2 separate regions of the Homo sapiens genome follow, and region 2 is linked to region 1. Evidence: read pairs that join two places in POLR2A ChIA-PET (ENCODE). Cell type or tissue: GM12878. All regions are shown on one strand. Each heading gives the region's core, and the rest is flanking DNA. Links, peaks and the distances in the headings are about the cores only. Region 1 overlaps LINC02455 (long intergenic non-protein coding RNA 2455). Region 2 has its middle 5.8 kb from the start of WNK1.

Region 1 (2,765 bases), core at 266-2,765:
TCCGTTTCAAAAAAAAAAAAAAAAGTTAATATTAGAGGGAATGTGCTGCAATGTTAAAAGCACAGACCTGAAGCCAGAAAGACTCAGGTATGAATATTGTCTCTGCCCTGACTAGCTGTATGAACTTGGGCAAGCTACTTAAACTTTCTGATCCCCAGTTGTTTTATCTGCAAAAATGAGGAGGGGGAAGAATTGTATTTATATCAAAGAAGCTGAATTAAATTATAACTAATTAAATGAAATACTTGACACACAGAGAACCCTCAATAAATGATCTTATTATTCTGAGTAGGGAATACAAAGAGCCCACTTCATGGGCACGTGACCACGCAGTCAAACAGGACTCCAGAGTGGGTTCAATGCTCTGCTGTGGCCTTCTTGAAGTTCCTCATAATTTGGGAACAAGGGGCCTAGGTTTTCATTTTGCACTGGACTCCGCAAATTACACACACACGGCACACACACAGAAAAGATTAAAAAGCAATAAACCAATTACATCAATTTTTTCTATTTTCTATTTTTTATTTTTATTTTTATTTTTAGAGAGTCTTGCTCTGTCACTGTGGCTGGAGTGCAGTGGCGTGATCTTGGTTCACTGCAACCTCCACTTCCTGGGTTCAAGCGATTCTCCCGTCTCAGCCTCCCGAGTGGCTGGGACTACAGGCGCCCGCCATCACGCCTGGCTAATTTTTGTATTTTTAGTACAGGCAGGGTTTCACCATGTTGGCCAGGCTGGTCTCGAATTCCTGACCTCAAATGATCCACCCACCTCAGCCTCCCAAATTGCTGGGATTATAGGTGTGAGCCACCACGCCCGGCCTACATCAAATGTTTAATAGAAATAAATAAAAACAAAAAGCAGTAAACCGAAATGTAAACAATGTTTAATCTCTGGATGGTTTTCTTTTTCCTTTTTTGTTTTTCTGGGGCGGGGGTGGGGGGTTCACTCTGTCGCCCAGGCTGTAGTGCAGTGGCACAAGCTTGGCTCACTGCAACTCTGCCTCCCAAGTAGCTGGGACTAGGCATGTGCCACCACGTCTGGCTAATTTTTATATTTTTTGTAGAGACAGGATTGTGCCATGTTGCCCAGGCTGGTCTGGAACTCCTGGACTCAAGTGATCCACCCACCTCGAACCTCAACTTCCTAAAGTGCTGGGATTACAGGCGCGAACCACTGTGTCTGGCCTCCGGGTGGTTTTAAGTGGGAACTTTTATTTCTCACACATTCTTCTGTATATTCTATATTTTCTACAAGAAATATATATTACTTTTCTAATCAGGAAAAAAAATGAATATATGCATGTGCCTTTACAAAACTGTTCTCATTCTGCAGATGAGTGAAACCAAGGTAACAGATGGGAAGGAAATGACTCACGTAAGATCACACAGCAATCGATGTCACATTATGACAATGTTCAGGAAACTGCATTTCCATTTTTGCACCCCACTCTCTTGGGTCTGTGTTACCCACAGCTTTTCTAACAAGAATCTCGTTGGCATCTGACTTGATCTGGGGACCTAGCACTACACTATGCAGAAGGGGGCCCCCCCTCAGAAGCCCAGTATCAGTTAGTATGTGCTTATCTGCAGGGGCTCACTGCTGTGGGAGTTTCAGAAGTAGAAGCCACAGTCCCTGTTCTCAAAGGCTTACAGATGGGTACTCACAGTTGCACATGAAGCAGGGATGTCAGTGCTGTTGTGCAGACTCTGAATGCTGTAAGAATAGCAGGGGAAGGAACTGGTTGTCAGAGGAGAAACCAAGAACCGTTGGCACAAAATCTTTTTACCAGGGTTGTTCACAAAAGAAAAAATGCTGGAAGCTCTGCTCCTTTTAATTTCCCCCAGCTACCCTGTGTAGGCACCTGAAGGTCAACAGTATGAAGGAGAAGGGGGTAGAAATGCACAAAATAGTTCTCGTTTTGCATATTCCATAGTTCATAGTATGTATTGAAGGTCTTCTTTGACAAACCCCACTGAAGTTTCCTGATTTCACCTTCACCATGGCTAAAAGCAGCAGCTCGCCCCCACGCTTTGATTTTTCCCTCCTGTACTTTCTCTTCCCCTTCTGTTTCTCTTGGTGAGGGGTCCAAATTGGAAACTTTTTTGTCCCACAGCCCACCATAAGGGTTCATTCTGTGAACCTATGTCTATTGCATCCCAGCTTACCTAACAGCTCTTTCCCCAAGAACCAAACTTTAAGTTCCTCTCAGCAGCACAGTAAATCTTCAGAGGCTAATACATGTTTTTTTTTTCTTGAGATGGAGTTTTGCTCTTGTTGCCCAGGCTGGAGTGCAATGGCACAATCTCGGCTCACTGCAACCTCTGCCTCCTGGGTTCAAGCGATTCTCTCACCTCAGCCTCCTGAGTAGCTGGGATGACAGGCGCCCGCCACCATGCCCAGCTAATTTTTGTATTTTTAGTAGACACGGGGTTTCACCATGTTGGTCAGGCTGGTCTCAAACTCCTGATCTCAGGTGATCCACCCGCCTCGGCCTCCCAAAGTGCTGGGATTACAGGTGTGAGCCACCGTGCCCAGCCCACAGACTAATATCTTTAAGGAACTTCTAGAAATCATCTCTGGCCGAGTCATCCAGGTGCAAACGAGAGGTTCTGGGCTGAGATCAAAGAGAACAAGGGGAAGATTCAGCAGTTACACAGCTGGGCTCATAGTGAGGGGATTTGCATGAATATTAACATCAGCTCCATTTACTGGGTTCTTTTACCCTGTGCCAGGCAGGTAATTTGCTTGATATGCATGATCTGAT
Region 2 (3,031 bases), core at 265-2,764, 72 kb before region 1:
TTAAGCAGTTCTCCTATTTCAGCCTCCCAACGTGCTAGGATTGCAGGCGTGAACCACCACGCCTGGTCTAAATTGAGCAAAAAAAAAAAAAAAAAAAAATTTTTTTTTTTTTTTTTTAGTGTCCCCATCATGGCAATTTGCAAAATTTTTAGGGATTCATAATATCAAGTGTTGGCGAGGATGTGGAGAAACGTGCTGTTAATGATACGGTAAATTGGTACAAGCTTTTTTGAGGGCAATTTGTTAGCAATTATTAAAACGTACAATGTGCATCGTCTTTTTCTTTCTTTTTGGTACCTACCTTGGAAAAATACTTGCACGTGTTTCCTAAGAAATATCTATAAGAGGGTGGGTGCTCACGCCTGTAATCCCAACACTTTGGGAGGCCGAGGCGGGTGGATCACAAGGTCAGGAGTTCGAGACCAGTCTGGCCAACATGGTGAAACCCCGTCTCTACTAAAAATACAAAAAATTAGCCGGGTGTGGTGGTGTGTGCCTGTAACCTCAGCTACTCGGGAGGCTAAGGCAGGAGGATCACGTGAACCGGGAGGTGGAGGTTGCAATGAGCCGAGATTGTGCCACTACACTCCAGCCCAGGCAACAGTGCAAGACTCCATCTCAAAAAAAAAAAAAAAGGAAAGAAATATCTATAAGAATATTCACTATAGCCAGGTGCAGTGGTGTGTGCTTGTAGTCCTAGCTACTTGGGAGGTTGAGGTGGGAGGATTACTTGAGCCCAGGAGGTCGAGGCTGCAGTGAGCTATGATCACGCCACTGCACTCCAATCTGAGTGACAGAGCAAGACCCTGTCTCTAAAAAACAAAAACAAAACATAAAACCTTTCACTATGGCTTTATTTGTAACAAAAAATCCAAATGATCTGCATGTTCATCAATAAGAAAATAGCTAAACTATGGTATTTCCAGTTTGGGGTACACCATGCAACAGTAGGAAAAAAGGAGGGAAATATGTATGTGGTGCCATAACTATTAAGTGAAAGGCTCAAGTTTCAGAATAATATGCACTATATCACATCTTGTATTTTTTTAAAAAATTCTGTTTCTGTGTGTATTTAAAGGCATGCAGAAAAAGTCTAGGTAGTACACACCAAAATGAAAAGGAGAATTACTTCTGGGGAATACTCAGATCTTTTTTGTTGTTTCTTTTTTGAGACGGAGTCTCACTCTGTCGCCCAGGCTGGAGTGCAGTGGTGCAATCTTGGCTCACTGCAACCTCTGCCTCCCGGGTTCAAGTGATTCTCCTGCCTCAGCCTCCCAAGAAGCTGGGACTCCAGGCACACGCCACCATGCCCGGCTTATTTTTCTTTTTAGTAGTGGTGGGGTTTCACCATGTTGGCCAGCCGTGAGCCACGGTGCCCAGCTGAATACTCATCTCTTTATTTTGTGAATTTCTTAACACATTGTCACTCGTTGCAGATAATTTGAACGTTACAGAATAAAGTATGGAAGAAAGTGAAAATTACCAGAAAATCTACCCAGCCATAGATAGCAACCTTTAATATGTAGGCGTATTTCTTTCCAGACAGATAAAAATTTTATAATTATGTCGTAAGCTTTTCCAGTGTATTACATACTCTCTGGAAACATCGTTCTTTAATAGCTGCACAGTATGTCACCATAAGACATTACCAAGTATAAGTTTTTCACATTATCTGGAAAGAACATAGGGGGAAATATTTAAAATGTCCCAGGCTTTAACATGCTCTCACAGGAAAAGATTTATCAGAATCACCTAGGAAGCTTTTACAAAATACACCTGTTGGACTGTTTCACCACTACTCCTCATCCAACCTAGATATATTTTTTGGTGAGAGAATTCATTGCAAGCAGACCTGCATTGCAATAATTTTTTTAAAGGAAAGTATTAGTATATTAGTAAAAGGAGTAGTAAATTAGGATTTAAACAAGGAATGAAAATACCAGAAAAAAAATATGTTGGAAAATATAAAAGCCCAGAAAATAAAAAAGAAAATAAATAAAAGAAAACATAAAAGGCACTTTATTAGTCATGTTAAAAGGTAAATGATGGTTTCAAGCAAACGTAAAAACAAGGTATAATATGCATTATAATATATGAAGAAGTAAGCGGGACATGGAGGCTCATGCCTGTAATCCTAACACTTTGGGAGGCCGAGGTGTGAGCATCACTTGATGCCAGGAGTTTAAGACCAGCCTGGGCAACATAGTGAGACCCTGTCTCTAAAAAACAAAAAATATTTTTAAAGTAAATAAAATTTTAAAAAAATAATATATATAGAAGTAAATGTATAATGGTTATAGCATAAGGGACAGGAGGAGGAAATGGAAGAATAATGTTATTAGGGTCTTATACTATATATGAAATGTCATAATATTATTTGAAGGTAAACTATAATAATTTCAAGTTACATATTGGAAAGACTGAAGCAATCACTAAAATTATCAAATACAGAGGTATAGGTAATAAACCAGTAGTAGGGGTAAAATTGAACCATTAAAAAATGCTTAAATAAGGGGCCAGGCGTGGTGGCTCACGCCTGTAATCCCAGCACTTTGGGAGGCCAAGGTGGGTGGATCACAAGGTCAGGAGTTTGAGACCATCCTGCCGAACATGGTGAAACCCCGTCTCTACTAAAAATACAAAAAAATTAGCTGGGCGTAGTGGTGGGCGCCTGTAGCCCCAGCTACTCGGAAGGCTGAGGCAGGAGAATGGCGTGAACCCGGGCCGGGAGGCGGAGCTTGCAGTGAGCGGAGATGGCGCCACTGCATTCCAGCCTGGGCGACAGAGCGGGACTCTGTCTCAAAAAACAAAAAAAAAAAAAACTTAAATAATTCAGAAGAAGGCAGAAAAAGAACAAAAAGAGAGCGAATGAAATGACTAGAAAACAGACCAACAAGAGGATTTTAGTTCAACCACACTGACAATTATGTTAAAATTATATGGTTTAATCTCTTTTAAACTCTCCAATTCAAAGGAAGACATTAAAAGATTGGATAAAAAACAACACCATACTACATGCTGCCTATGAAAA

The links. Peaks named below come from ENCODE experiments on the same cell type or tissue, not always from the same donor. Only the 100,000 strongest peaks of a DNase experiment are listed, where the experiment ranks them.
Region 2: POLR2A ChIA-PET joins it to region 1 with 10 read pairs; 17 of 35 experiments call an interaction of 5 or more read pairs at or near these places.

What each region holds. Positions count from the first base shown.
Region 1 is chr12:673,319-676,083 of GRCh38, reverse strand. LINC02455 (long intergenic non-protein coding RNA 2455) reads left to right here. Exons shown (of 4, transcript NR_187480.1): 4 at 1,065-2,765. Among named protein-coding and RNA genes, the nearest start is that of NINJ2, 11 kb to the right of the region's middle. RefSeq lists an enhancer at 2,518-2,617. In GM12878, for the core only: no CTCF peak of the experiment used is centred there; a DNase peak (open chromatin) is centred at 1,483; H3K4me3 peaks cover 1,721 bases; H3K27ac peaks cover 2,500 bases.
Region 2 is chr12:745,281-748,311 of GRCh38, reverse strand. No RefSeq gene overlaps it. Among named protein-coding and RNA genes, the nearest start is that of WNK1, 5.8 kb to the left of the region's middle. In GM12878, for the core only: no CTCF peak of the experiment used is centred there; no DNase peak of the experiment used is centred there.